Linked DNA regions of Homo sapiens: region 2 is linked to region 1. Evidence: chromatin loops called from intact Hi-C (ENCODE). Cell type or tissue: PC-3. All regions are shown on one strand. Links, peaks and the distances in the headings refer to the core of each region. The heading gives the core; the rest is flanking DNA.

Region 1 (4,401 bases), core at 289-4,288:
ATGCATACTCTAGACTTAATGAATACATATTGCTAAATCCTTTACAATGTCATTGTATGCAGAAGTAGTTCAAAACACCTTATTTTTCTGTGTTCATGTTTATGGTCTCAGGAATTGAGAATGAATTTTCCTCAGTGGAAAATTTAGAGTTTATTTACCTTCACTATTTCTCCATAGATACCCATTGTAGTAAAAGTTTCAACAGTGGAATTTGCAGTGTGAAGGAATTGGGTCTGAGACAATGTTCTTGCTAGTTCTCTAACAAGCCAGGTCCACAGGAGTGGCGTGTGACCCGATGTCACTATCTTTAACAAAATGGCTTTTGCACAAAAAGAAAGACCTTTATACCTAAAAATAAAATCTTATAACACATTGTTAAAATTATTTAGTCTGGCATGGAGTTTTATTAAGCTTTGTGTTATTCATGAGGGACAAAGAAGATCATGCCCAAGAATGAAAAAGAAAACACTTAATGGGGTCTGGGCAGTTTTAACAGCATAAGTGAAATACAACACCAAACAGGATGTCTCTCTTCCTTTGAACTTGAGGCATTCCATAGACCCTAAGCTACTGAATTCTCTGGTTAGTTATGTGGTGCCAGACATTCAGTGGCACTTAATGAAGATAAGTTTCTACCTTGTGCTTTTAAAGGTAATGGTGAATGAATCCTGCCTGACCAAATTGAGTGTTTCTTAAAAGTTACTGTAAAGTTGGAAAAAATATACATATTTTTCTTGGCTCTTAAAGTGATTAGTCTCTTTTCTATGTTTTTATGATCAAATGCTAATAAATCTTCAAATTAGTAAGCAGAAATATTTCTATATTTTTATCTTAAGCATAAATATAAATATTTGTCCATTTTTGAAACATAAATAAGACTCTAATGGAAAATAAAATTTACATTTAAACGTCAACAGATCATATTTCATAAAATAGTTTCTTCCTTCATAAATAACACTTGGAATTTAATGTACATTAGGAAAAGTATCTTCTTGATGTTTCCCTTCGGCATTAATGAAAACTGCAGCTGCTCCTTTTTGAGATTTTCTTGATTATCCAAATAAACAAATGTTTTCTTTATGCTTGTATAGTCAAGGAATACAAAATCCACACCTAAGAAACTGCTACCTCTCCCTTTTGGAAATATGTCCATTTAAAAAGTGGTTAATCATGATTAAATAATGACTTATTGTTACTAAGCTGCATTTCAAGTCTCTAAACAGGAAACTCTTGGAAATTGAGTATAACAAGAAGCTTAAAGCCTCAGATCAAATGCGAACTCCAACTGTCTAACCTTACAAGAGAATAGACAGCCAAAGAGAGCTGTTCGATGCTAAGGGAAACATGCTGCCCTGCTGTTTTTTATTTTTAAATCTCAGCATTAACTGAAAGTATCAAGTCAAAACTTTCTTCTTTCATAAAAAGATAACACTCATATTCAAAGGAGGAGTACACTCACCTAATAAGAATTTAAAGTGACTCACTTCATGAGCTGATCTTTAGAATAGGATTTAGTGACTCACTTTTGTAATCATGCTCTCGTCCTTTTGATTAACAAAAATCAGAACTCTTTCATACTATCAATTCCAAGCATCCTCCTCTCTTATTATCACCTTCTAGCTTTTCAATTTACTCTCTTTACTGCCACACTGCAGTATTTCTAGGATCTACAATCCATTGATCCTACCAATTTTTCATTTCTCTTATAATCTACATTGTCTCACTTTCCTTTTAAACCAGTTTAAAATCCTTAGTACATCAGATAATCACTTGTCTCTTTTACTCTAACTCAATCCTGGTTACATCCAGCTCTCTGCCTAGCGGGGCCTGAGCCCTATCGAATATGGCTGGTGAAATGGTATTGTTATTTGACATAGTTATTCTGACTGGTCTCACTTTAAAGTTATATGTGAAATTTACATGGGCTCATAAGTTGTTCTAAGCTATTTTCCGCTAGTAGATCCCCTTTTTCACTCCTGTAGATAATTATGCCATACCTTCTCTCATGTTTTCAAGCCTCCAAAATGTTCTTGCCCATTCGAATTCTCAGTGATTACCTTTGTTCCTGTTTCACTGAGAAAAAAGTCAGAAGCACACTTCATATATCTCCCACCATTACACCCATCACCTGCCAGCATCTGGACCCACATACTCTGCTTTTTCAACTGCTCCTGTGGATAAATTCTCCTGTATCTAAGCCCAAGCCTTCTACCTGTGTCCTAGAACTCAATTCTTTCACAAATTCAAGAACATTTGTATAGCAATTCTCTCTTCTTTTTACAGCAGCATCAATTTTCCCTCTCTACTAGAAGATGACCAGCATCACATAAATATGCTGTCATTTTATTAAGATTATTTTTTCAAGTACTCATCAGACCCTTTCCTCCCTCTACCTACTGCTCCATTGATCTCTTCCCCGTTAGAATAAAATTCCTCAAGAGCAGCAGTCTATATGTGCAGTCTACAATTTCTCTCCTCCAATTTCTCCTCTAATCAGGCTTTTAACTCATCAAACTCCTTATCTTGTCTAGGTCAGAAGTGGCCTGCATGTTACTGAATCTAGTGGTCAGTTTTTATCTTACTTGACCCTTTAAGGACATTTGATAGAGCTAATGGCTTGTGCTCCTCTTTGAACGGCTTGCCTCCATTGGGCTACAGGACAGCACACTCTGCCAGTGAAAATCAATCAGGCTTCATATGGCTCCCCCTCATGGCTCCAATGTCATAATGTTAGAGTGTCCCAAGCAACAGTCTTTGCATCTCTTTTCTACCTACACTTGTTCCCTAGGTGATCTCATCTGGGCTTACGGCTTTAAATAGCGTCTATATGCTGATAACAACTAAATTTAACTCTCAGCTTAAACCTTTTTCCACATCTTTCCCCATTTCAGTTCAGAGCCACTCATTCCTCTCTGGTGCCCAGACCCAAAACCCTGAAGTCATCCTTTACTCCATTCCCACCTTCTGATCTTCTCTCATACCCAATCCAGCCTGCCAGCAAATCCAGTTCACTCACCTTTAAAATAAATCAAACTATGACTACTTTTCCCCACTTCTATCACCCTTTTCTCTTGAACATCTCATACTTGCCTTCTTCTTCCTTTGGCACTGTGGGCTTGGTCCTGCCTCAGGGCTATTGCCCTTTCTGTTCCCCATGCCTACAATGTTCCTCCCTATGATAGTTTCACAGCTTGCTCCTTTATCACCTTCAGCTCTTCAGGCAAACATCATTTATAAGTGAGGCCATTTCTGATCACCCTTTTAAAAATCACAAACCTCCCTTGTCCCAGCAAAATCTGACCCTTTCCCTGCGTTCATTTTATTCATGAACTCCTAATGTACTCTATGTTTGCTTACTTATTTTGCTTAGGCTTTAACCACTAGACAATGCTCCCCAAAAGAACTTTCAGTGACGATGCAAATGTTCTATATCTGCAATGTCCATTGTGGAAGCTGCTAGCTGTGAATGGCTATTGGGCAGTTGAAATACATAGTTTCATTAAGTTAAATTTAAATAACCATATGGCCAGGGAGTACCATTTTAGACAGCACAGTTTAAATATAAGCCACATGCAAACAGGGAGTTTTGACTTCTTCAGACTGATGTAGCTCCAGCACTAGATGCCTGATGTATACCTGTGAATTGAATTAGTCACTTTCTTTTCTTTCTGGTTTTATTTCTCTGGTTGAATATTGCCCCAGGCCATGGTATTTGGTTGATAAGGAGAGCGAAGGTTATGTTATGTTCCTTCACGCTGCTGCCCCTTGTGTAAAGCACAAACTACACAACTACAGGTTGTGACCCTGAGTAACTTGGTTTTGCAGATCTCCCTGTAGCTTACGGTTTACAGCTTTCTCTCTGCTTTTTGACACTACTGTCACCATCAATATGAAAAGAACGTTAGGGGTACAGTGAGAGAGCTCTAGATATGAAGGTGTTTGCATGTCTGTTCTTCTCACTGCTGTAATGACAAAAGCACTTAGGGTTCTTTTCTTTTCTTTTTTTTTTTTTTTTTTTTTCGGCCTATTACCTACTTGAAACACTGTATAAGCTCTCAACACAGCTGCAGAAGGAAGGCCAAATATGAGAAGCAACAAGTAACAACCTGGGAGGAAAAAAAAATGATCTGACATAAACTTAAGTTCCTTAAACTCAGTATTAATTAATGCTAGAATATAAATCACATCTCTCTATCAAGAAAGAAGTTTCATCAGTCTTACATGGGGTAGATTTAATTGCATTTTATGTCTGGGACAAAAACAAATATACCTTCCTGAGCCTTCAGAATTTATTTCTGGGCAATAATTCTCCTTTTCCCACTTTGTATTGCTTCTTAAAAATTATCCTTTAATAAAGCATCATAAGAGAATAGATACACGAGGAACCAAATTTACCTCTTT
Region 2 (4,401 bases), core at 136-4,135, 200 kb after region 1:
AGTGTCACTATGCTGTGTTAAGAAACTCCTTCTACTCTTTCAAATCAATCTCCAAAAATGTTGAGTCAACATGGACTGTGTCATATAAACACAGTCCTCATTTATTGTCACATTTATGTTGATATTATTTGTTAAATAATTAGCATCGTAGGAAAGATAGGGAAACACAACATTCCCACATGATTCCAATATTCCCTCCTTGAGCATTATCTCGTGTTCCCTCCCCCAAAGAGTCCCTGAATAGACATAACATAATATTCTTTTCTAACTTGAGTGGCAACCCAAGCTACAACTGCAGATGTCATTGCTAATAGTGTTATCATTTTTGCCCTGTTAGCCTAAGGCACACCTGTTCAGATGCAAAACTGATGCTCCTCCAGTCATCTTGATCCAGTCCCAAGATGTCCTAAAGTGTGTAACTTTAATTGTTTAGAATAATGTTAAGTGTCACTTATGTCCTTACTAATTCCATGCAGCAACCTTCAGACTAAATACAATTTGACTTCCTTAGATAAAGCATGAGGAAAATTTAGGGTTTTAATGAAACAAAATAAAAAATGTCACTCCCACTCCTATGTAAATTAGAGAAAATGAGGAGTAGGAGGGAGGAAATATCCAACACATTTTCTTTTATTAATACTTTTCAATAGTACAGAAATTCTCCCAAGGATATTGTCCCTTTGAAGAAAAAGTTCCATTTGCATAAACTGGAGGGGCCTCTTTAATGTAGTTTTCATTATCTTGACTCCAAAGTGACTGATGTCAAGACCAAGGGAGTCAATCAGGGCAGATACACTCCAGGACACCACAGAGAAATAAATCAGCCCATCCTCTCCACCCAGAAGAGTCCTGCTCCACGAAAGGGATTTGCGAGTCTCTTTTCTGAAGCAGGCAGCCAAGTTCCATTATTATAAGGACTGACTCCCATCTCTTAGAAGTCTCTCATTCTTTGAGATAATTGGGGTGCCCTGCGTCAGTTATCTAATAGGCTAATGAACTTTGGAGATAAACCAGTTCTTGACCATTTCTTGCCCTCTGAACACTCCCGAGACACCAACCCCATTTAGCCATTTATCTCATTACGTTAAGAAGAGAAAATTAACCCTAAAGAAAATGAGATAGCTCCTTGACTGTTGGCTGAATGTGGTATGGGTCATCTTGTGAGGAGAGAGGGACAAAGGAAGGAGAAGAAATCAACACATTCATTAGATCCTTTGTGACAATTAACCCTTTGCCTCTCTCAACCATTTTTTCCCATCTACAATTGCATACAAAAACTATGGAGTTTCTGTCTACTGGTCTTTTCTTTTTTCAGCCTCAGTTATTCCATTTATTGCATGATGAGGCAGGTCTACTGGGTCATCATAGGTGTGGGTGAATTAAAAACGTCATCATTTGGTCTTTATTTCACAAGCTTGACTTAGTGCTGTTTTCACTTGCAAAATACAAATGTGAAAACTATAATTTATTACTGTACTAGCAATTCAAGATGTTTTGCTTGGATCCTGTGTGTACAATCGGTTACCAACATTCCAGCCTGTTTTGCTTTAGTTGGCTACTAGTTTACTACCCTCAATTTCATTCTCTAAATCTGTGTTTAAAAACAATTTAACTACACTTTGATTCTGTTTGGAAAAGCAGTTATGAGCTCCCCTCACTAATGCACAGCAACATATTAAATGTGGTTTGTAAAATGTCATTTTAAGGCAGATGACAAGCTTCAAATGATTTATTTAGCAATTCTTTAATTTCACACATACTATTTTATCCTAATAGATATCAGAGGCTGGGTCACTTCCGGAGTACATAAAGAGGTTATTTCGACTAAGACACTTGAGTGGCCTTGAAATCCCAGTCTACTTGAAGTTGTGAAACTTGTAGCTGGAACAATCAGCCTTCCTGCTCTATGAGCAACCCCTACTGGACAATTGCTCAATTTGTGCTGCTGCACCACCAGAAGCATCTGTTCTCTCCTCGTCTCTCTCCTCCCTATTTGAAAATTTTTTTCGTTAAAAGTAAATTGTGTAACTTCTTTGCTCATATTGAATATTTAGTTAAACAAACACACCAAATATGTCCTCTAAAAATATTTTGACCTTCTTAAAATAGGAAGAGTACTGTGTTTTCTCAATCTATTCTCCCATTCAAGGACATTTTCTGTATCTAATAATTAAAGAATTCCTTTAGCTTTATAAATGTACTCTGAATTTCAATAACTATTACAAAAACATTGCAATAGGCTAAATAGAAATAATGCTATTTTTGTTTGGTTTGGTTATCTCTCCTTTTAACAATTAGGTGTCAAATATAACCTTATCTCAGTGTATTGTTTTCTGTGAGTCCCAGGACTTTAATAATATCTAAGTTGATCTAGTTTTTATTCTCAGCTACTATTTAAATTTTTTTCTTTTTAAAGTTTTATTTTATTTTTAATTAATACAAAATAATTGTCTATATTTATGGGGCACAATTAGTTTTTATGTTATTTAAATTTATCACAATAAAAAATTAAAAAGCCAAAAAATAGCTTAGTCTTTAAAACAGTATAGTATACATAACAACACAAAAAATGTATTTATCATCGGCTACTGAATATGACAATTTTCTTTTACTACAAACATCTGACTGAAATGTAAGATTTTTCTTTCCACAAAAAAATAACAGGACAAAACAAATCATTATTTACCAGTGCCCAAAAAATGCACTTACTTTTTACCATAAAATATACATGGTCACTTTTATAAATGGCTGGCGAAAGACATTAGATTGTCAGAGCCCTGTTTATATACAAGACTAGCAAACAAGTAAACTTAGCCACATGATGTGAGAAAGTATTATATACTAACTAGATCTCCATTAGTTTGCGTGGCCCACAAAATCTCTTTAAACAGAAATTAACAAGAAACCCCAAACTTAGTCTGAGATAAATAGATTTACATCCAAATCTTCTTTTTCTCAAATGCACAGAAAAAGGAAAGACGGTTTGTTTTAAGTTACAGTTCACTTCAGTTTTGTTACCTAAAGTCTGAGATATGAGGAGTTAAAAGCTTATTACCTATGTCCTAGGTCAGTGTTTCAAAAAGTTTGTTCCATAAAAAAGTAACATTTTAAAAATGTCATGGTCATTTTTTTAATGTTGCGATCAATAATGTAAATAAGTTGCTGTGCTGCAGGATTTCTCAGAGCCACCAGTTTGCTAAAGTACTCCGGGTGTCTCCACAAAGCTTACATAGAATGTGAAGCTTACAAAACTCATCAGACAAGAGAACATCTCCCTGGACTGATGTTTTAAAACACAATTTGGAAAGTTTTCTCTTAAGTCATCCAGGCTTTTTCCTTCTGAGTATTCTTAAGAAGAGTAATGGTTCATTCCTTTCCAATCTGTAGCTATCACATTAAGCCTTAACTCTGTGAATGGGGCTGAAATATGCTGTCTTTTCTGAGACTCATTCACCATTTACCCCAGGAGACAGGTATTATTAACTCCATCTCATTGATGAGGAACTTGAGACTTGTAAGTGGCCAAGGCAGGTCTCAAACACAAGATGTGATCACTGCAGGGTCTGCCCTCTTTTCTTTATGTTGTGTTACACAGACTGTTCTCTTTTGTTGACACTCTTTAGTGACTTCTCTGGTATGCCAAGGTCATATGACCTGATTGGGATCAATATGGGCTACCCCACATTGGCAATCTTGATGGTTTCCTCTTTGACCACTGCAGTCTATGTTAGCTTGAATTCTATCTATTGTGGAAAAAAATTACACACAGGTTAATTTTATTTAGAACATTATCCATTCTAAAGGACTGCCATTTATGACACACAGAGTAGGGTGAAGAATGCATAAATGTTAAAATTAATCAAAGATAAATTTGGAAATAACTGAAAGGAATTTTGGTTAAAGAGCAATTGGAGGTCAACATTCATGTTACAGGTGGTCTGTGTTTTCTTCCCCTTTACCTACAAGCCAAATATTACCAAGCCAGAAACCACGAAGCAGCCCTTTCCACCTCACGGTAACAAGACATTAACAGCCCACGGAAAAATCAACATATAATTTAGTTTTATACTGCTTACGAAAGTCCCTCTACTCTTTGGTACTTAAATGAATATAAGATCAGAAAGAGCAATACAAAGTGACCCACCAACCTCTCAGAAAAGTTTTGGTAAAACATATTTAAACTTCTGGATTATTGTCTGTTAGCATTAATGAGGACATGTTAAATACTTAAATTGCAAATAATTTTTTTGTTAGGAAGTAGCAGGTAACCCTCTTATGCAGAACATAAACTTGAGTGCACAAATTGCTCTCAGTGGTTTGCCATGTCTCCTATCTCCTGAATGCACCGTCTCAGACACTTTTTCTTCATCATTAATTAGATGGGTTTCATTCAGAGTTAAG

Evidence for each region. Hi-C counts contacts between places; a loop is a spot of excess contacts. Peaks named below come from ENCODE experiments on the same cell type or tissue, not always from the same donor. Only the 100,000 strongest peaks of a DNase experiment are listed, where the experiment ranks them.
Region 2: a loop joins it to region 1, with 2.0 times the contacts of the local background. A loop is called at or near these places in 1 of 110 quality-filtered maps.

What each region holds. Positions count from the first base shown.
Region 1 is chr7:18,892,653-18,897,053 of GRCh38, reverse strand. The region is part of intron 22 of HDAC9 (histone deacetylase 9); the gene reads right to left. All of the region lies in intron 1 of HDAC9-AS1 (HDAC9 antisense RNA 1), which reads left to right. Among named protein-coding and RNA genes, the nearest start is that of HDAC9-AS1, 7.1 kb to the left of the region's middle. In PC-3, for the core only: a CTCF peak has its summit at 2,709 (motif pointing left); DNase peaks (open chromatin) are centred at 1,443 and 3,703; H3K4me3 peaks cover 1,582 bases; H3K27ac peaks cover 1,880 bases.
Region 2 is chr7:18,691,111-18,695,511 of GRCh38, reverse strand. The region is part of intron 12 of HDAC9 (histone deacetylase 9); the gene reads right to left. Among named protein-coding and RNA genes, the nearest start is that of HDAC9, 200 kb to the right of the region's middle. In PC-3, for the core only: a CTCF peak has its summit at 1,937 (motif pointing left); a DNase peak (open chromatin) is centred at 1,891.